Regions from separate parts of the Homo sapiens genome. Here all the other regions are linked to region 3. Evidence: chromatin loops called from intact Hi-C (ENCODE). Cell type or tissue: PC-9. All regions are shown on one strand. Links, peaks and the distances in the headings refer to the core of each region. The heading gives the core; the rest is flanking DNA. Region 1 overlaps LOC105374584 (a long non-coding RNA gene). Region 2 overlaps PRKCE (protein kinase C epsilon). Region 3 overlaps EPAS1 (endothelial PAS domain protein 1).

Region 1 (6,780 bases), core at 1,497-3,996, 290 kb before region 3:
ACAGATTCTTCAGACCTGACCCCCTGTTCCTCAGTTCCTATGGTATTTTATGTCCCCTGCCCCACCCTAGACTTTTACTACCTTGCACATTTGGCCATTTTCTTAAATTACCAGCTATATTTTTGGTAATTATAGCCCATGTATCTTATCACGCCAATTACCTAGTGAGTGACTTTGGGTTTAAGTATGAGTGCTTAAAATGTTTCTGATCCTTTGCTAAGTGCTGTGTATAGACTATCCCATCTAATCTGCATAACAAATCTATGAGGAGATGTCATAACTTATTACCCTCATTCTTTTGAGAGGAACTAGGGACTAGAAATGTCAACAAACTTGCCCAGAGTTCTGGCTCGCTCTGTGAGTTGAGCAAGTTATAGCCACTGTGCGCCCCAGTCTCTTCATCTGTAAAATGGGGTGAATAACAGTGCCTACTTCATAAGACTGCCAGGAGAACTAGATGAACTAATGCATAAAGTGCTCAGGACAGCGCCGGGCCCATTGGTGTTTGTACCTGGTTTGCATTTCCATTTCTCCCTTGGCTGCTGTCTTCCTCAAATCATTGGCATCCATTATTGGGCAAATTCCATTCCCCACCTTGTCTGGATGCTCCACCCTGCCTTGGGCCAGTGACTGGGGCCAGTGACTGGTCTGTGTGGAGGGTTTGGATGATGGCTGCAGCAGCTTTGGTGCCTGGCATTTCAACCCTGGTTTCTTGGGTCTTGCGGTGGTGGCTGGGGTATGGCAGATAAATAAATGAACATCTAAGAGGCAGAGCTGGATGTAATCCAGGGGGTTTGATTTCAGAGCACAAGTTCCTACCTACTATCTGTGACTTCTTTCCTTGTTGACTGTGTCTTGTTCTGTTTCTTCTGAAAGCTTTGGCAGGGACTTTGATTTTCATTTTACAGATGGAAAACTGAGCTATCATAGACATGATCCAGCCAGGGCCACACACCTGTTTCTCTTCCTGAGAATTCCATGGTGATACTTCCTATATTCATATGGACCAGGCACCATTCTGAGCACTTTACACATATTAACTAACAGATCTCACATGCAGTTTTAGGCACAAAGTGCTGCTATTTATCCAATTTTGCAGATAAGGAAGCTGAAGCACAGAGTGGCCTGATTCTGTGATCATTCTTGTCCTCTGCCTGAGCCCTCCCTCAGAACTGGGGCCAACTAATTCTGCATGCAAGGCCTACAGCAGGTGCTCTAGGTTGGTAATCTAGGGACTGAGTACCAAGGTACTCGTTGTACCACGCTTTGCCCACCTTTTCTGCATTGGTCTGTGGCCAAGGCCTCAAATTGACCCCAGATTTCAATAAGTGTTTCGGCCTAACTTCCATGGGTACATCAGATCCTCCCAGTCTGGCTCACTGCCAGGTGACCAATCGCCATAGTTTGCCATGAGAATGTCCCAGTTTTGAAGCTGAAAGTCCTGTGTTGCAGAAAACCTCTAAGTCCTGCAGCTATTTTCTGACCCAGCAATGTTCTGCTCCTTAGTGGTTATTAATCCTTGCAACTTCCTATAGATTTCCAGAGGATAACCTCTCTTCTCCAAATGATCCCCCAAATCATTTCAATTTAGCAGCAGCTGCAACACATTTTAAACCACAAGAGTATAAGCAACATTATTAGGGATACTCTCTTTCCTGATGAAAGGGATCTCTTGGGTTTACTTTCCTAAAATCACACCAGAAGAACATAACTAGCCAAGTCAGCAGTTTCCTCTCTGCCCTTCACACATGACCCACTGGGCTGTTATTTAATTTTCCCGCCCTCCCTCTGCATTTTCGTTCTCCCCAAGCACTTCTAATGGTTTCCTTTCTGTCAAGGCAAGCAGCATAATGCAGAATAAAGAGATCTGGGCTTGGCATCTGGGAGACAGCTTCAGTAGAGGAAAGAGCATGGGCGCTGTGAGCAGAAAGATCTGGTGTGAATCTTGACTCTGACATGCCGTTTTATGTCCTTGTATAAGTTACTTAACCTCATTGCACATCGCCTGTAAAAGGATAACATGAGAAAGTCCGCAGTGGCGTACGTAAAGTGACTTGCACAGAGTGGGATGTGATAGACATTAGATGATTGATGAAACAGGCCTCAGTTCAAGATGGGAGCTCCTGACAGACTGGCAGGTTCCTGATCCTGATGGGGTAAATGTGTCCAGGGAGGTGCCGCTGGGCAGCTGTTACCTGCCTGATGTGGTCTCCTGACTGGATTCTATGCTTCTTACCTTTAATGTCACTTCCCTAGGGAAGCCTTATTATAAACTCACAGGCTACTGTACTCTTTCATAGTGCTTTTCATAAGTTGAATTCAAATTTTATTTCAGTAATTATTTTATTTCTATCTTCCCACCTGACCACAAACTCCCTAAAGGCAGGGACCATGATCTATCTTGTTCACTGTTGTAGCTTCAGCTGCCAAATCAGTGTCTGGCACACAGTAGGCATTCAATAAATGCTTGTTGAATAAAATGAATAAATTAAGTGGCCATTCAAAGGTACTGGAAGAGAGAATTCCGTAAGGAAGCGTAGGCAGTAACACACCACTAGATGGCGCTAATGCCATGCATGTAAACTATCCCACCAGCTTTCTCAAACCAGAGTGATGGGTGGCTAACAGTCAATTTCCAATTTGACTTGGAAGTGATTCCGCCGAGAGTGTAACATCTTGTACTGAGCACCATGCTAGGCAATTTAACAGTTATTACAATTCTTACAACAATCACAGAAAAAAGTAGCCCATTGTACAGATGATGAAATAAATTCCCAGTAATTTTAAGTAAATTTTCTAAAGAGACACAACTTGTAGGTGATGCAGTAAGGCTCTGAACCCAGATCTGTTGGCCCCCAAGCTGTGTTCTTTCCAGAATATCTCAGTGCTTCCACTTTAGTGGTCTAATGCAACCAATAAACAAGCTTCCTGGTGCGATAGGGCCCCCTGCCCACCCCCACAGTTGGTTATTTTATTACGTACCCAGTTAGAACTCTCCACACAGTCATTGATTTCTTAAAAGTCAACTTATAAGAAAGGGATAATAAAAGGCAGAATAGATTCAATGTCTCTTAAACCAGACTTTTACATCTTGAGCTCCATTGATGAGCGAAGTGTAGCATTCTGAGGAAGGAGGAAATAATCTTTAACGTATCAATCAATCATCGATAGGTCTTCATTCAGCACCTCTGTTGCACACACAGGGCTGAGCAAACACAGATGGGCTTACAATCTGGTTGGGGACAGAAGACATGCACATATGGGACATACCAATATACAACAGTACCTAAGTACCTTGTGGACGATATATACAATATGAGCACTAGGAATCCGGAGGCCAGAAAGATTCCTGTGACTGGGGTGGTCAGGGCTGACCCTCACAGAAAACACATTCAAGGAGACAGCAAGTTAACTAGTCCCTTTCTACTCAAGGTATAGACCAAGGACAAGCGGCATTGACACCACCCGACAGCTTGTTAGCAATGCAGAATCTTGGGTCTCTTCCCTGACCTCCTGAACCAGAATCTGCATTTTAACAAGATATCCAGGTGATCTGCAATGTTTAAAGACTGTTGAGGATCCAGTGTTTGTATTCATATCTCTTTAAAGTGAACGAACACTCTAATTTCACTGTTTAGTTTTAATTTGGCATTTTGTTTTGCTTTTAGAAGAATGTACTAAATACTCTTAAGCTTCTGCCATTCTTCACTCCAAGAATCTATGGAAAATCCTAATAGCTAAATCTTCTGTGGCCTGGTGATTTCTTAACTGGAAGAAAAGCTGTTATCCGAAGCACCTTTTCATGTATTTATGCAACAGGAATTATTGTTCAAGAAACTAGACTTTAAAAAACCAAAGATATATTTTTTTGAGTGACTAAAGGAAGTTTACGTTATGCTCACTACAATTCGGGTACAGTCTAATTCTTTGCAGATTGCTAATCTATGTATGCTAGACTATGGAACCACAATACTAGATCACGTTTCCTCAGGTCATTCCCCACCTCCCCACACTGTCCCCCCATACATCATTTTGAATCAGTGGAAGTTGTTGTCATGTGGAATTTGTAATAATTCTGATAGAGAAAATTAGACACTTCACACACCAGTACATGGACAGGACTTGTTTTAACATCTCAGTAAGAAGTGACAGTGGCCCTGTGTCTAACTGTGGTTCCATGTCTCTTATCCACTCGTGGAAGCTGGGTGCGTCCCTTCAGAAATTCAGTGTGGCAGAAAGAAAAGAGCACTAGAAAACTAAGCAAGAAAACATTCCTCTGGAGAACCCTGACTAACATAAAGCCCAATCCCCATCAGCACACAATATAACAAATATGCATATGGACCCTCTCAATCTAAAATGTTTAAAAATAACAATATATAACTAAACTGGCTTGCAAAAATCACTCATTGTGAAAAAAAGAAAACTAAGTGAGAAACCATAGGCTCAGGGCTGACACACGTTAGCTGTGTAGTGCCACTTCTCTGTGTCTCAGTTCCCATCTATGAATGAAGGAGGTGGAATGAGATGGTTGCTAATGTTGCTTCCTGGTCTAGCATCCCATGAGCCTAGTTAACTAGAAGTTAGAGGATGGGTAGTTATTCATTAAACCCAGAATACATAGTCCCAAACAGAAGGGGCCATATGATCCTTACTTCCAGATATAAAAGTTGAGAAGGCTGGTTACCATAGCAACTCACCTTCATGAAGTCATTTATAAATTCAATTTTGTAAAGTGACAATATTATGTACTGGCACCTGCAAAACTCCATAATGTTTCCTTTGCTTCCATTCTTGCCCCGGGCGATGGTGCCAAGAATTGTCATAATCTAGAGAAGCAATCAGAGTTCTCAAGCTGCCTTTCGGTCTGCTAGAACAGAAGGTGCTGACAGGGGTGGGAGTAAAGGAAGGCCTCCTTTCAGTTTACTAATTCTGCAGCCGCCCTTCACAAACTCCAGCAAATATTTTGCGATGTTGCAAGGTGTTACGAAAAGTGAAAAGCAAGCTGTGATTCAGCTGGTACGAAGACTTTGCAAACAAAAAAGAGTGATCTGTTTGCAGCAGACTATTACTTCTGCCAGAGCCCACAGACTGGAATACTAAAAGAGGAATTTCTGCAAGACATTGCCATCATACTTACTGGATTTTCAAAACAAAACCAATTTTAAATTGTTTGGCCTGGTAGGTTTCACCTTGTGAACCTCAGATTCCTGGGAGCTGTAGAGTCACTGCAAGGGATCTGCAAACCAGCGTGCATGTTCCGTCTGTAGAGTGAATGAAAAATATGCTCATCCATATGGATTACTTTTCAAATACACATAAATGTCATTGTGATGAATACAAGAAATTAATTTGCAATGTTAGTGAAGATACCTCAGCTCGTTATGAATTTTCGTAACTGATATTCAAAGTAGAGCCAATATCATGCTTGAGTTTAAGAAAACTCTTTTTCATGTTGAAAAGCAGTCTTCACACTTGTCAGATCACTTGTCTTGGTTCTTGGGGCAGAGGATATGGACACCTTACCATTAGGAGAGAAGCTTTCCCCCAGGATTGGCTCTGCTTTCACGGCATATGTTGGATAATATACCCACCATTTGGTTTCTAGAACCTTAACATTTGATAGGAAGACATTTAAGTGGCTCGTTGAGCCCTGTTCTTCCATGAGATACGTCATCCCTGAATATAAGTAAGATCTGAGCAGTGGACACAATTCTAGTCCAGACATTTATGTAAGAAATAGAAACTAATTTTGATTTCAAGCCTCCCTTTCTTTGCATTGTCAGAAACTTTATCTCAGTGAACTTGTGGATTTCAACCTCACCTTCCCCTGGAGTTGTATCTAGTTTCCGGGAGGGGGCTTCTGAGATGCAAGATGTGCAGAAAGGGAGGGGGGAAGGAGAGAGAGTGAAGGATGTGGTCCTCAAGATCATTCTTCCACACTGGTATTTATTGAGACATTCTTCACTCTTGTCTGTGTGACCCTTTCGGATTCAGGAGCACTCTCCATTTCTCTGATGTGCTCTTGGGCATGAAGAGACATGCTTCTTTCTCACTGGGGCATGGGAAACTTTGCACATCTGCCTACGTTCTCTTCAGTGGGGACCCATTATGCACCCATTTCTCCTCTGGGGCTTCACTGAGGATGCAAAGAACATGTCTTTTCTGCTCCCAAGTCTCACAAAAACATCTGCAATTGTGTCACCTTCCCAGGGTGAAGTAGCACACAGGATCCAGAAACATCTCTGCCCTCTGTACCTTCCCATGAATTCACTTCCTCCCCCTAAGAAACTCTTTTCTACTCTTGTTATCTTTTCTTCCAAATATTTTATCTATGCCACATTTGTTTGTTTTTTCCTTCCCATAAGGGCAACTTCTGAATCCAAAAGCCAGGAACATACTTTTATTTCTCTGCCTCTTATTATCACATCTCATCTCTGAGATAAGGAGTACAAACCAGGCTAGCTGTCCAAATGAGGGGAAGGAAAAACGAGGTAAGGAATTGGCTAATATTATTCTGCTGATTAATATAGATTTCACGAATCTAGGGCCTGCAAGAAAGGAGGTCAGCCCCAAATGAAACCAAACACTGAGCAAAAAGTGAATTTTTCTAGAATAATTAAAATAGGACCCCCAGCATTGGTGCAGTTTTTCTACTGGCTGTTGGTATTTTCTGCAGTCGGGCATCCAGAGCTAAGTGCCTGGACTTCGGGCACAGTGCTGAATTAAAAGGATCTTTTCTAAAGATTGGGTGAACAATTAAAGCTCCATCAGTCGTAT
Region 2 (6,780 bases), core at 1,632-4,131, 190 kb after region 3:
GAGGACCATCTGTTCTCCCTCTCCAGTGTGTACAGAACAAGAGGAAAAGGAGGGCCCTGCTTGAGAGGGAAACAACAAAGACCATCCCCACGGTGACGCACACTGACGCGGGAGGGTGGCGCCTGGGCAAAGGGTGTGGCGACACCTCTTCTGAAGATCTCTGTGGAAGGGGGAGGGATTCACTGACTGGGGAGGATTGCAGGCTATGGGCCCTCTGTGCCTGGCGAAGTGAGTCAGTCCAGAGGGAGGAGCGGGCTGGGTAGGCTGTGGCAACAATTAGGGAAGCCCTGGGTATCATCCCAGAAGGCAAGCCAGGAGCATCCACGCCGGGGGAGCTGGAGCCGAAGGGGATAATGGAGTAGTAGGGGTGGCAGTAAGGAGAAAAAGAGAGTCAAGGAATAGGGCAAGAAGAATATTCCATTTGTAACGTCACTAAGGACGAGCCTTGCCCAGGTATGTGGTAGACCGGTATAATCCAGGCAGAGGGCTGGCTGTACAAGGCGTGTAGGCAGGAGATGCCTTCACCATCTCTCCTAACTTGGCACTCACCACACTGAGGAGGCTCCCTCTTTTCAACTAATGTATGATATAGTGACCGGGATTCTCCAGGTTTCAGAATCATCCCCAGCTCCCTCCCAGATGGCTGCTAATGAGGGGAACCTGTGTATGAAGAACTTCAGAAAATCTGTAAGCCCTCTGGCACTGGCTCTCCCCATTTACCTGATTGTGTTTCACCTGTTGGTCATTAGTGTCTGTTAATCATGGAAGCTGGTTTCATTTCTTGAGGTCAACTGAGCATAGTGGTAAAGCTAGATCCTACAGGATGTCTGAATTTCACGACTTGCTGTTGTGAATCAGGGAACCAGGCTCAGTCAATACTGCTAGTGGTGTCATTCCAGAGGACCTTAGCTCCATGGTGGGCTATCTTGGAGAGCCATTTAGCTCAGCTCTGAGATTCTTGAGGTTCCAGAATCATCTGTGGCATTTGAGAGAGTATGCCATTCTTCATGATCGTTACAGACTTGGCTCACCCATCTCCTTATACAACTTGGCCCCTACCCTACTTTACTTGGAGACATTTCAGGTGCATGTGAGTTACCCATTTCTAATTCAAATAACCATCCCCACTATGTGCAATCTCTAACTGTTAACAGTAGAGGCTTGGGAGTTTTCCAAAGCAAACATCTCTGGGAAAACCCATCCCCTATTAATGGTATGTAGGCAGCACAGCATCGTCAAATTTGCAAAGAACTGCAGATTATATTCTTTACTCGCTGATTTTATTCTTTGAAAAGCTGCTACCTCCCGCACAGAGCAGGCACTGGACTCGACTTAAAGATTCTGAGGGGCAGGCTCTCAGAGACACTTGTTTATCCTGATCCTCAGTCATCCCTGCCTCCCCTAATGCCTAAATGTCAGGCTCCTGGCCCCCACTGCAGAGCCTGAGAGATGACAGTGGGACACAGGGAACAACATTCTAACTCGCCAGTCCCTTCCTAATCCGTGAAGCCTTTTCTACAACCTTTGGCCCACACTTAGGGAAGGCTGAATAGAGTAGGAGGAAGATCACCGGCTGAGCTCATTCTGGTGCCATCCTTTCCTGGTTATTGACGCTGTGAAGTTAACCTCTTTAAGCCGTGGTCTTTCCATCTGTCACACGGGGGTGGTAACAGGCACACTATAGGTTTCCTTGAGGACTGAGTGAGATGTGATATTAGGTTCCTTCTGCAGAACCTGGCATACAGAGTGCACTCAATAAATGATAGCTCCCATCATGCCTTCAAATCTTAGCATTCGTGTGCCATGGGCATGCATCATGCACAGCTTGGTTGTTTCCCAACACAGTGCATGGTATCTGCCCATCAGTGAGTTTCCTGAAGTTAGGGGCTGAGTCTTACCTTTCTTTCTGTGCCTCCAAATCCTGAACTAGGACTGAGCCTGGGCCTGCCTGAACATCCTAGTGCTTCCTCCAGCAATTGAGATGCTTCATTGCACATCACGGCTTTTGGGGTAAAGTCCTGAGTTCTTTCGCTCACCTGCTTCTGAGGCCCTTCAGGAGCTTGTCCTTGCCTCATCCCCCAGGTTCATCTCCCTGGCACTGCCCAACCATGGGGCTTCCTCCTGCTTTCTCTTGCCTCCAGCCTTGCATAGCTAGCCCTCTACCTGGAATGCCCTCCCCTATCCCTGCCTTCTGCCCCACATCCATGCAATTTCCCCACCTCCATGTACATGCCCTTTCTTCAGGAACCCTCCTCATCCCTCCAGGGCTGCTTGAGCAAAGCTTCTTGTGGGTGCCCTCACCATCTCTCCTAACTTAGTACTCACCACACTGAGGAGGCCTCTTCTTTTCAACTAATCTATGAGCTCCTTGCAGGCAGAGACTGGGTTGAACTCACCATTCTATCCCCAGCCTAGCACAATGCCTGGCACATACTGCATACTCCATAGATATCTGCTAGAAAAAATTAATAAATGCACCTCTCTTGCTGCTACTTTATCTAGAGCCAGTAACGTGATCTGGGTTCAGGGTCAGGGGCTGCTGTGCTGTCAGGGGGTGTTTTGATTTTGGGAAGTGGAGGCAGGGAGTTGGGGGGGATGGCTGTAGTCTGATTCATGAAGGGCCTAGAGCCAGGCATCCCAGACCATCACTAGGCCCATGGGGTCTGCAAAACAGGTAGGCTTAGGCCCAATTAATGAAATTTCTTCTCCCAGGACTTGGGGCACTAGAGTTTTCTAATTGCTGACACAAGATAGAAACAAACAGGTTCGACCAGGGTTTGGGAAAATTCCATCAAGACAGATATGTTTAGGGACTTTGTGGGTATGTCTGACCCCTGTGGCTGATGTTAGAGGAAAACAACATTCCGATTCCCTCTGGCATCATTTCAGAAATAAGGTCTTAGATTTGAGAAATCTGGGACTGACTCTGGGGGAAGGGCACATTTTTGGTGTCTGTAGTCAGGAAGGGAGGAAATAAGAGTTTCAGGTCAGTCCAGATCCCTCTCAGAGACTGGGCCTGCCTCAGAGCTCAGGCAGCTCTGAGGCCTAGAGACTCAGCGGCTGTGGTGGTGTTGGGAGCCCAGGGCAGAGGTAGGCAGGCAGCGTCAATGCTTACTTCCTGTCTGGCCAGCACAATCTCTCACAGCCCTCACTGTGCTGACGTCATAAACTTGAGCTTTCGGAGGAGCCAGCAGTGTCTGCTTCTGTCTTCATCTGATTCCCAGGAGATCAACAGATGACTTTGTTTTAAAGCACTGAGAAAACTCCCTGATCTTACAGGCTGGGGCATAGGGCTAGCTTTCATGTGGCTGCCTTATTGGTCCCTGCCTTCCCCCTTAACTCTGCTTGGCGTGACAGCAACAGCACAAGTAGCATAGTGACCCCAACCCAGAGGTCCTCTGCCTCATGGGGTGTGACCTGAACTGAGACATGCTGTCTCTACGTGGTCTCCTAAATGCCAGCATCCTTCTAGGTCCCACGTGAGGCTCCTTCTTATGACTTCCGTAACTCCAGTCTCCTTCCACCCTGCCCTCCTCCCGGCTCCTATGGCACTGTCTGGATCATGCATTTAGCCCCTTCTGCTATTTCATGTGTATTATATTCCCCATCATACCCCTCAAGGTACCTACTGCAAGGCAGGGCACACAGCAGATACTTAACGTTCATTGGCCGGAAATAATTTTAGTCACTATAACAGCCAAATCCCAAGTCCGTCCTAGCTTTGAAATGTCCATATTCTTGTCTATGCTCCACTTTTCTCTTTTAAATATTCTAAAAGAAAAAGAATTTAAACAATTAGAACACTTCCTCACCATTAACTAGATCCTCATATAGATACATATATTCTTCATAGCCATACATTCGAATTAAAAGAATATATGTGTATATGTTTACACACACATACTGATGTGTGAAGTTAAATGAAATAAGGAAGGTATCACTGCATAGTGCCCTGCCTGGCAAAAATGAGAATCTAACTCTCAAGTTAAAAATTTCTCTAAACATAATCATCTGTCATCCCTTCTTCCTCTTTATAATTTTGTTAGCCAAGAAATGTTCATACTTTTGGATTTTCTTTACAGTAAACAGGTCAAAATGTATAGAGGGGTCATCTGGCACTGGACTGCCCATGGAACTTTCTACTGGGAGTCCATGGCAGTGCTCTATTTTTTTTTGAGACAGAGTTTCGCTCTTGTTGCCCAGGCTGGAGTGCAATAGCACAATCTTGGCTCACTGCAACCTCCGCCTCCCGGGTTCAAGCAATTCTTCTGCCTCAGCCTCCTGAGTAGCTGGGATTACAGGCATGTGCCACCACGCCTGGCTAGCTTTTGTATTTTTAGTAGAGATGGGGTATCTCCCTGTTGGTCAGGCTGGTCTCGAACTCCTGACCTCTGGTGACCCACCTGCCTCAGCCTCCCAAAGTGCTGGGATCACAGGTGTGAGCCACCATGCCCAGCCATTTTTTTTTAAATCCATATCCTTGGTAGTGGCCAGAAGTGACTGCTCAGTTCCTGCCTCTGCGGTCTGAACAGTGCCAAGTGCAGTGGTGTTACTTTCTACTTGGCGTGAACCCTTAAATTACATTAACATTGTCTAAGATAGTATCAATGTTTTATAATTTCTTAAGTAGCTATGAGAAAACATTGACACTATCTTAGTTGTATCAATCCAATTTTACCATGTTATGAGTTGAATTGTGTCTCCCCAAAAAGATATGTGAAGTTTTAACCCCCAGTACCACAGGATGTGGTCTTATTTGGAAATAAGTTCTTTGCAGACGTAATCAAACGAAGATGAGGTCATTAGAGTGGGCCCTGATCCAATATGACTGGTGTCCTTATAAGAGGGGAAATTGGACACAGAGACAGACATGCACAGAGGGAAGAGACACAGGGACATATGTGTGAAGACTGAAGCTGTGTGGCACGAGCCAGTGAAAGTCTGTGGCTACCAGAGCTGAAAGAGGCAAGGAAAGATTCCTCTGTAGGTTTCAGAGGGAGCAAGACCCTGCCAACACCTTGATTTCAGACTTCTAGCCTCAAACCATGAGATCATAAATTTCTGTTGTTAGATAAGCCACCCAGGTTTTGGTACTTTGTTATGGTAGCCCTGGGCAACTAATACAAACTCCAATCTTATTTTTCTGAAATTGATTTAAAAAAATTTTTTTAAGTATATAAAGTAGAGAGATGAAATCTCGCTGTGTTGTCCTGGCTGGTCTTGAATTCCTGGGCTCAAGTGATCCTCCCACCTCAGCCTTCCAAACTGCTGGGATTACAGGTGTGAGCTACCATACTCGGCCTGAAATTGGTTTTTAAAATCCAAACGTAATCCTTTACACTTGATTTCTTCTTATTTTGGGACATATTTCTAGCCTGTCAAGATCACCATGATTCTGCAACTTACCTCTCTGAATCTCAGTGTATTTACCTAGGAAGTAGAGATAACAGACATACCTAGCTTTCTGAGGGTTATAGGTAAAGCTCAGATAAACCCTAAAATACAATGCAAATGCCATTTTAATTCTATCATCCATCTTATCTGCTGTATCCTCCAGCTTTATGTCATCCTAAAATTTGATTGGCATGCCTCCTATCTCTCTGTTGGGACACTCATGCAAATATTGTTTAGCACAGGATCAGGACCAGAGCCCTTTGACCTGGCCCCTGAAACAGCCCTCTCACATAGGTGACATCAAGTCCCACCAGCACTCTTTGGGGTGTGGTTGTGAAATTCATTGAGAAGCAACCAGCCATGGTCACTGTTTTCATTTTGCTCAGTTGCTTTGCTGGAATAAAGATACAAATGGCTGAGCATTTCTCTGCTGGAAATGAAGTTAATTGCTTCAAGTGATTACTACTGCCCCCTAAATGTCCACAAACTATCTTCTCATTAAGAATTTATAGAAACTTCCTTTAATAATATCAATTTCAAAGTGTCCTAAGTTCACATTTTCCCAGTTTCTGAATACTGGGAGACGGTTTGCCTTTCTCCTATCACTTGGTATCATTACTCTATCCCATCATTTCCAATTTACCAAGCAGTAGGCAGAGCAGATTCTTCCGTAACCTGGAATGTAATTCACCTGGGCCTACACTGGAGTCACCTGGGGGAGCTTCAACGCACGGAGCTGCTCGTCCCACTCTAGGGATTCTGTTGAACTGCTTTGGGATCTGGTCTGGGCATGGAATAATAGGGCTCCCCAGGTGAGCTTTATTAAATGTAATTTGCCTCTCTTGGGTTTCAATTTCCTCTTAGTGGTTTTCACCCTTATCTTTGTACTTTGGAGCTATTTCTCTTTGGGGAAAATTGGAGGCAAAATAACAGGTCTGCTTTTTGCCATTTTTTAACACAGTGGTTCTCAATCCTGGCTGTGCATAAAAACCAAACACAGCCATTTAGACACCTGAGAGTCATCCTAGACCTGATGAATTGGAATCTCCAGACGGTGAGTTTTTAAAGCTCCATAAGTGATTCTGGTGGGCAGCCTGGTGGAGTCCCTCCATATAAAGGCCGTGGGTCTCTTTCTTTCTTCTTTTAACAATTTCAAAAGGCCTGTTTTCATTGTTGTCCAAAGGCTTTTTCAGGAGCCTAAGACCATACTAGATTTGGCCTCCTCCAACACATAGCAAGTTCATGCTATATACTGGCATTCCTTCTCAGCTTCATGACTTCTTGGTCTATTTTATATTGGTATTTATAAAATCAGGACATCTGAGAACTCTCATGGAATCAGACTGGTTTCTTTAAATGCCGATCTGTGAGAGGTAGCTTAGTGGC
Region 3 (6,780 bases), core at 2,824-5,323:
GCTGTAATCACTAAAATAAACAAAGCCCTGCCTAAGAACCACCAGGTTGGCCGCTTTACCCAATATCATGTCCTATCCTAGGCTATATAATACCTCCATATTATCTCTCAAAATCTTGGTTCTCTCACAGACTTTAAATAATGGCTTCACTGTCTTGTTTACTTGGCCTATCACAAGTTAGAAGTGATGCCACAGTCTCATTATTACAACTCTACTTCAGAAGGCATGACTCCTGGATACAGTCCTATAATTTATCCTTGTAGGGGATCAATAACACGGAGAGGAAAGCAGAAGCAGAAAGCAGAAGCAGTGGCTCCTCATTTCCTGTCTCTGCTCTAAACCCACCCCCCAAACAGGTCAACTTGCATACATCTGTCAGACCAAATTGCCCTAAAATACTACTTGCAACCTGCCATACTCTTATTTAAGTATCTACAGCTTTCACTTTTGCCAACCACACCAACAGTAAATGCTGCGTAACTTCCAAGTCCCCCCAGAACCTACTCTCCATCTTTTGAGCAATTTGATTTTCAACTCATCTGTAAAATGTTATGTACCCTCTGTCATGGAAGACCCCTCTCCCCTCAGTTCCCTATGCCTGGAAAACTCATTCTTGCTGCAGAAGCTTTATGCCTTCTCTTCTCCCCTCTTCTCCAAGCCCTGACACCTCCAGGACCAGCTAAAGCCTCATCTTCTCCACAGAGCCCTCTCCAGTTCCTCCAGCACAACGTCTCTCGTGAAGTCCTAAGGAGTATGCACAATATTACAGAAAATTATGCATTTGTCTCCTCACATCCTAGGCTGTCAACCCCTGAACTCAGGGACCACTTTCTCCTTTTGCTTCCTCTATAACGGGTGCTTAGTAAAAACCTCAACAGCTGACCAGTAGATTGATTTTCTCTTTGAACCTACGGTACAAACAGACACCTGTTTATCCCAGCACTGCTAAGGAACCTGGGCACTAAGGATCTACTTTTTTTTTCTAGAATAATATGATTAACTGTCTCAATGTGTGTGCGCACACATGCACGCGCACACACACACACACAGAACCTGTCATGATAGTCTATCCATCCTTTCTTCATTCTGTAAGTCATCTGGTTTTGAAGTGGGCAGAGAAGAGGCAAGTTCTCTGCTTGGGTGAGAATTTGGGGGTTAAAGCCTTTGTCAAACAAGGAGCAGCTCAACAGGGCTGAGAGGCTTAGGTCTCAGCTGATTCAGCCCAGTGGAGATTTCTCCAGTGAGATCCTAGCAGCTCATTTGTGCCAGCCAGCCAGTCTCAGAGCAGAAGGATCTGTCCCGTCGCTTGGCCCTGAGCAGAGAGGTCTCTGAACTCATTAGCAATGGATACATTATCTGGCAACCTGACCCTGGGGCTGGCGCCCAAGTACACCTTGGCAAAGGTGGAGACTGGGGGGAACAAGGAGACAGAACAGTGCTGGTCCTACGATCAAATGGCTTCGCTGCTGGGTCGGATGACTTTCAAGCTTAGCCTGGGAACTAGAACTGCATGAGTAAGCCCTGCTAACAATGGTCTGGCCATCTGCAGGCTCACTGACTTGCCAGATAAACTGCTTCTGTTCCTGGGCAGGTCTAGAATTTTCTAGAGACCCTCCAAAATGAGCCTACTGGCATTCTAGGAAAGATGTCTTTCTACTCTCTGAAGGAATTAAATTTCCTTTCGAGATTAGAATCTTTAAATTAAAATGTTCAAAGTAGATGTTTATTATAATCTGCCTCATAATAAAATGTTTATCTAATTAATGTATCATCCATTCAAAGGCATACAATGGGCATGTTTTGGAAGTGGAAAAACAAACCTAGATTTCAGAACTGCCAGATATCTTCCCAGTAGCAGCTTTCATTTATCTTGTCAACTAAAATAAATATTTAATGTCTTTCTTCATTCCTTTAAACAGACTACTATAAAAACTGGGAAATACACCACATCCCAAACACAATTGAAGAACATTTGAGTTGTCAAACTTCACAAAGCCAGGAAACCCCAACTTAAAGCTCATGGTCATTCGCCCCCACGTGCAGGCACGTAGACGCCAGTGGGGAGGTTAATGAACCGAGCTTGTTTATAAGGTCGCTCCTACGGCACACAAGGGCCTTCCCCGCTCATTTCCCCCAGGCTCCAGACAAGCCTTCCGAGCTGGGCTGTGATAACACAAGTTCATCTGCTCTCTCCATCAGGGGCCAGGGAACTATTTTTTTTTCTTTCTTTCTAATTAAGGACCCCTGACTCACTGGGAAAAAGAAAATCAGTTTGAGGTCACCCGTAAATTTCAAAGTCAACTCAGTAGGGCTGTTCTAAGAGAAGAGAGAAATGTACAAGGACTTAATTCACCAGATTTCAAACATAAGAACAGAGGATACTTTTTAATAATAAAGTCAAAAAACAGCAGACCAAGGATGCAGTGAGGAGAGAGATGCAGATAGATAGTCAGCCACAAGGAGGCAGAGGAAGGATGAAAGGAAATAGAAAATACAGCTTTAAAGGGGGTTGTTAAATTCTGAAGTTGGTGTTACCCCAAGTAAATACGTGGGTCAGCTCTCTGAGCACTGGACTTCAGAGTGAGATGTGCCTTCAAAATGTAAAATGAATGATTCATTGCTCTTTACTCTCAAAACTGTTTAGAAGCTCTATTCAAAATACACCACCTACAGCAGAGTGCTCGCAAAAAAATTATTCTCTTGGCTACAGCGTGAGTGCTGCCACCTCAAGTGGCAGAAAGAAATCCACCCACAGGCCTGAGAAGGCTCGCTCTTCTTCCCCGCATGTAATCGCCAGCACCCGTCCACGTGCGGTGCAGCGCCACGGTGCCTGACTTCAGATGCCACCGCCTGGAGTCACGCAAGATCTGGCTGCAGTTTTTACCCCTGTTCCCTACACGAGTAAAGGATTTGCTAGGTAAATTAATCATGTAAGCAAGATGGTGAGAGAGTATTTAAACTGTTTAAGAGGATGAAAGTTTTAAGTACTTTGTAACCACCTATTTGTTTTCCAAAGAATGTATCTGCTAATAAATACTTCAAGTCGGCTTGCTTTCCTTCCACACTCTGCCCATCGCCTCTCCTCAGCACCCCGTGATTTATCTCATTTTGGTTTCTATATGTGCTTATAAGCTTTGACACTGCGTTTCCTTACTAATATGTACGCTGTTCACTAACTCAGATTTCAGTGCCTTCGGTTGGTTTTAATATATTTTCATCTAGATTTTGTTTGCTTTAAACAGTACTTAAGCCTTGTGTTTTCCTCAAATACTACATGGTTATATGAAATCTATACAACCAGCTCTGTAATTAACGGGAAATCCATTTCTATCCTGTCTGTGGAGTGTTACAGGGTACCTGTAGGGGTAAGAGTATACATAGGAAGGTTGTGTGTGTGTTTTACCACTTATGGCTCTTTATAGTTCTCCTTACTGACATTATCTTTAGGATCCTCAACGTTTCCCTCACTTTCACCATTTTTACTTATTCTCAACTTCTTTGTAGAAAAACAATTCACCATAAATTTATCCACAGAACTTGGAATGTAGGCATCTTTATTCAACTGTAACTCCTGATATTAATATGTCCTATGTTCCCTAAATGCAATGACAAAACAGGGTTGCCCTAAAGTTCTTTACCTGTAAAAATTGTATGACCCTCTTTGTTGATTTGAAATTTTTACTGTAATTTTGAAACCTCTTCCCCTGGTGATACTGCTCCTATCCACATAATTTGGTTTTATAATTTATTTCTAAGATACAGGAAGACTCCTACAACTGACAAAATCGCAGTGGGATTATATGATAATTAGAAAGGCCTGGCCTCTATCTCCCTGACGGCTTGGCTTCCTTCACAGTTACCTCTTTCACCACTAGATGGCACCTCCACATGAATTTAAGAACCACCCTATTTTAAAGTTAAACTACTTGGGAACAACTTTTGTCTTCCTTTTGGGTAAATGGAATGTTGTATTTTGTACCATTCACTGTGGTTTCATTAAATGGCTTATGTCTCAAACTCTCAACTCCTGAAGATCAGGAATCATCTCTTTTACTTTGATGTAATGGTCTCTGGCACACAGTTACATAGCAGATGCACAGTAAATGACAGTTCGTAACTGGTTGCTCAGTATTTCGGGAAACAGAGTATATTGCCTATGTTTGAGTCGTAAATGAAGAAGAGATCATTAATTCCATTAATAATCAGGATATTTTTCTTTTACCCTGCTACTCAACTTGCTCCCCTTGTCTAGAGCAGTTGACCATAGGTACATAAATGTGACCGACATGAATTGTTATGAAATTTACTTTTAAAAGTATTTACTATTTTAAAAACAATTAATGCAGGACTTAATATGGTACTCTGATCCCTCATTAACAGGAGGACAAATGCATTTTGAACCATCTGTATTCCTTTATTCTATTTCAGATGTTTCAGAATAGGTTGTTTCAGATTCAACTGATTTGACCTGAGAGTTCAATGTAAAATTAGAGTTGTCTTTTCTCTCCCTTCTTTCCTGTCGGTTTTCATCTTTTTCTCCATGACCCTTTTTCTTTTTTTGCTTGATTGTGTCTGTGGTCTCAGTATATATAAGACAAGTACCAAACTGCTTCAAAATTGATTTTGTGGATTCTAACTGCCATACATTTTCTTCAGATTCTAACTTTTCTTGTAGGAAAACAATCCCCTTTGTGGGAATCACAGCACCTTGTGTGTCTCAGATGTCATTAAACCTAGTGAATTTCCTGATTAAAATGGAGAACCCCTCACCCCATTAGGTATCTTGGACAGGCATTGGTTTTTGCAGGATTTGTCTCTAAAGGGGAATTGAGGCGGAGAGTGTATATATGTGTGCATGTGCATATGCTTCTCCCCATCCCACCACAAAGAGTGAAAACAAAACAAGCTACCAAAACCAAAAATATCTCAGGCCTCATCAAAGCAATTAAGATATAACACTTAGGGATTAAGGACTTAAAATAGTCACTTCATCAACTGTCTAAGCCATGTCTGTGCCCTTGTTAACTAATCTGCTAATCGGTTAAACACAACTTCTGTGTGACACAGCATTCTATGTCTTTAAATGCTTCTACATGCAGCTCTCCAGCACCACTGAATTCAGACTTGGGGCCATGTAATTAGGTTTCTTGAAAGGCAAGATTTTGCTGAAAATGCAGTGTGTCTCGCAGAACTTATAAGCAATATCACCCTCTACATTATGAGTCACAAAGCCCTAAATCACGAGGCTTGATACTTCCTTTAAGCCAGAAGCTACTCTGGCTACCAGCCCTGAGCCAAACTAAGAAGTCAGCACAGCATCTTTCCCCTTTCTATGTACATTTCCTCTCCAGCCACATTTAGACATCCAATTCCTTGTGTTTCTCCCCCTCTTCTTTTGTCCAAAGGTTAGTACCTTCAGAAAATTACCTGAAACTCATTTAAACCAAGATAATGAATAAAGGATAAGGCTGAATTACCCCTTCCAGAGGATTTCTTCTCACTGTAACAAGGATCAAAATCTTAAGCTTAAAAAAAATCTCTTTTCTATTATGTAGGGATGCCAAGTTATTTTCTAGGACAGTAGGGTTTTCCCAGTGCTTATGGAGTTATGTTACGGATGTGCTTCATTCACCAGGGTGAAGCACGTATCTGACTTTCATCATCCCCAGCACTATATATGCTCCCAGGCTATATGGCTACGTCGGCTTGAGCCACTTCACCTCAAAGCCAGTGACACAGGGGCTATGCAGTGGGATTGTCCATGTTATCTCACAAGACTACTGAGGTACACAAAGCTGTGTCTTCTGCCCAGAATGTTCACCTGAATACAAAGACTGCATCTGATAAATAACCTTACCTATAACATGGATTCCTGCAGTGCCTGTCACTAAAAGTGCAATCTTCTTCTTGAACCACCATCATTATCACCACCACCACCACCACCACCACCACCACCACCACCACCACTACCACCACCACCACCACCACCACTAACAATTACAATAAATGGTGACTGTGTCGAAGTTCCAGGACGGAAGGCTTCATGCATGACATTTTCTCCCTATGAGGTTAGAGCATTTCTTTCTACTTATATAACTACCCACTAGCTCCAAAGGCTGTGAATCCTGGCCCTACTGTGGTCAGAACTGAAGGACAGGAATGACTCAAGGATACTTTTACAAAAGTTCTGAAATTGTGCCACAAGTGGTGGCCAACTCTAAGAAGGGGCGACCAACCAACACCAGGCCGGTCTGGAATCAGAGGAGAGAAACCCCATCCTGGAGAGGAGGGTCCCTCCCATGAAGAAACCAGATGCCCTTGGGATGTCCAGCTGATAAGAGAAAAGTGGGTAGGCCTAGGGGAGGCTGAGCAGGAGCTTTTTTTCCTGGGGTTCCATGGTTTCCTGCTAGCTGAGGAAGACAAGGCAGATTCTTGCTGATCTGGGGGTCAGATTCTTCCTCTTCCTGCCCCCCAGCCACTAACTGCCTTCAGAAGTGGTTTCAGCTCCTTGAGTTTAGTGGAAGATTTTGCTTTGGAGGAGGCCAAGGACAGGAAGTAAGATATAAGCAATAACAAGAAGCCTCACATGTGTTGTGGTGTCTGGACTTCTCAAAGTGCTTGCACAGCCATTATCTCATTTTACAGTGACCCCATGAAACAGGTTAGAAAGTGTTATCTCTATTTTGGAGAAGGGGAAACTGAGATCTGAGGGTTTCCTGAGGAGAAACCCTAGAAGATGAGAGAAGAGTGGCAAAGAGTTGGGGGTGGCAAAGAGCTGCC

Evidence for each region. A loop is a pair of places that touch in the nucleus more often than their neighbours do. Peaks named below come from ENCODE experiments on the same cell type or tissue, not always from the same donor. Only the 100,000 strongest peaks of a DNase experiment are listed, where the experiment ranks them.
Region 1: it touches region 3 in a loop (2.8-fold over the local background); 3 of 110 quality-filtered maps call a loop at or near these places.
Region 2: it touches region 3 in a loop (8-fold over the local background); 11 of 110 quality-filtered maps call a loop at or near these places.

Annotation. Positions count from the first base shown.
Region 1 is chr2:46,646,499-46,653,278 of GRCh38, reverse strand. It overlaps LOC105374584 (a long non-coding RNA gene), which reads right to left. Exons shown (of 2, transcript XR_940058.3): 2 at 1-5,264. Among named protein-coding and RNA genes, the nearest start is that of CRIPT, 33 kb to the right of the region's middle. In PC-9, for the core only: CTCF peaks have their summits at 2,356 and 2,556 (motif pointing right); a DNase peak (open chromatin) is centred at 2,568.
Region 2 is chr2:46,175,656-46,182,435 of GRCh38, reverse strand. The region is part of intron 14 of PRKCE (protein kinase C epsilon); the gene reads right to left. Among named protein-coding and RNA genes, the nearest start is that of EPAS1, 120 kb to the left of the region's middle. RefSeq lists an enhancer at 2,688-3,188. In PC-9, for the core only: a CTCF peak has its summit at 2,838; a DNase peak (open chromatin) is centred at 2,905; H3K27ac peaks cover 2,225 bases.
Region 3 is chr2:46,362,165-46,368,944 of GRCh38, reverse strand. The region is part of intron 6 of EPAS1 (endothelial PAS domain protein 1); the gene reads right to left. Among named protein-coding and RNA genes, the nearest start is that of LINC01820, 29 kb to the left of the region's middle. In PC-9, for the core only: CTCF peaks have their summits at 3,668 and 3,868 (motif pointing right); DNase peaks (open chromatin) are centred at 3,894 and 5,215; H3K27ac peaks cover 795 bases.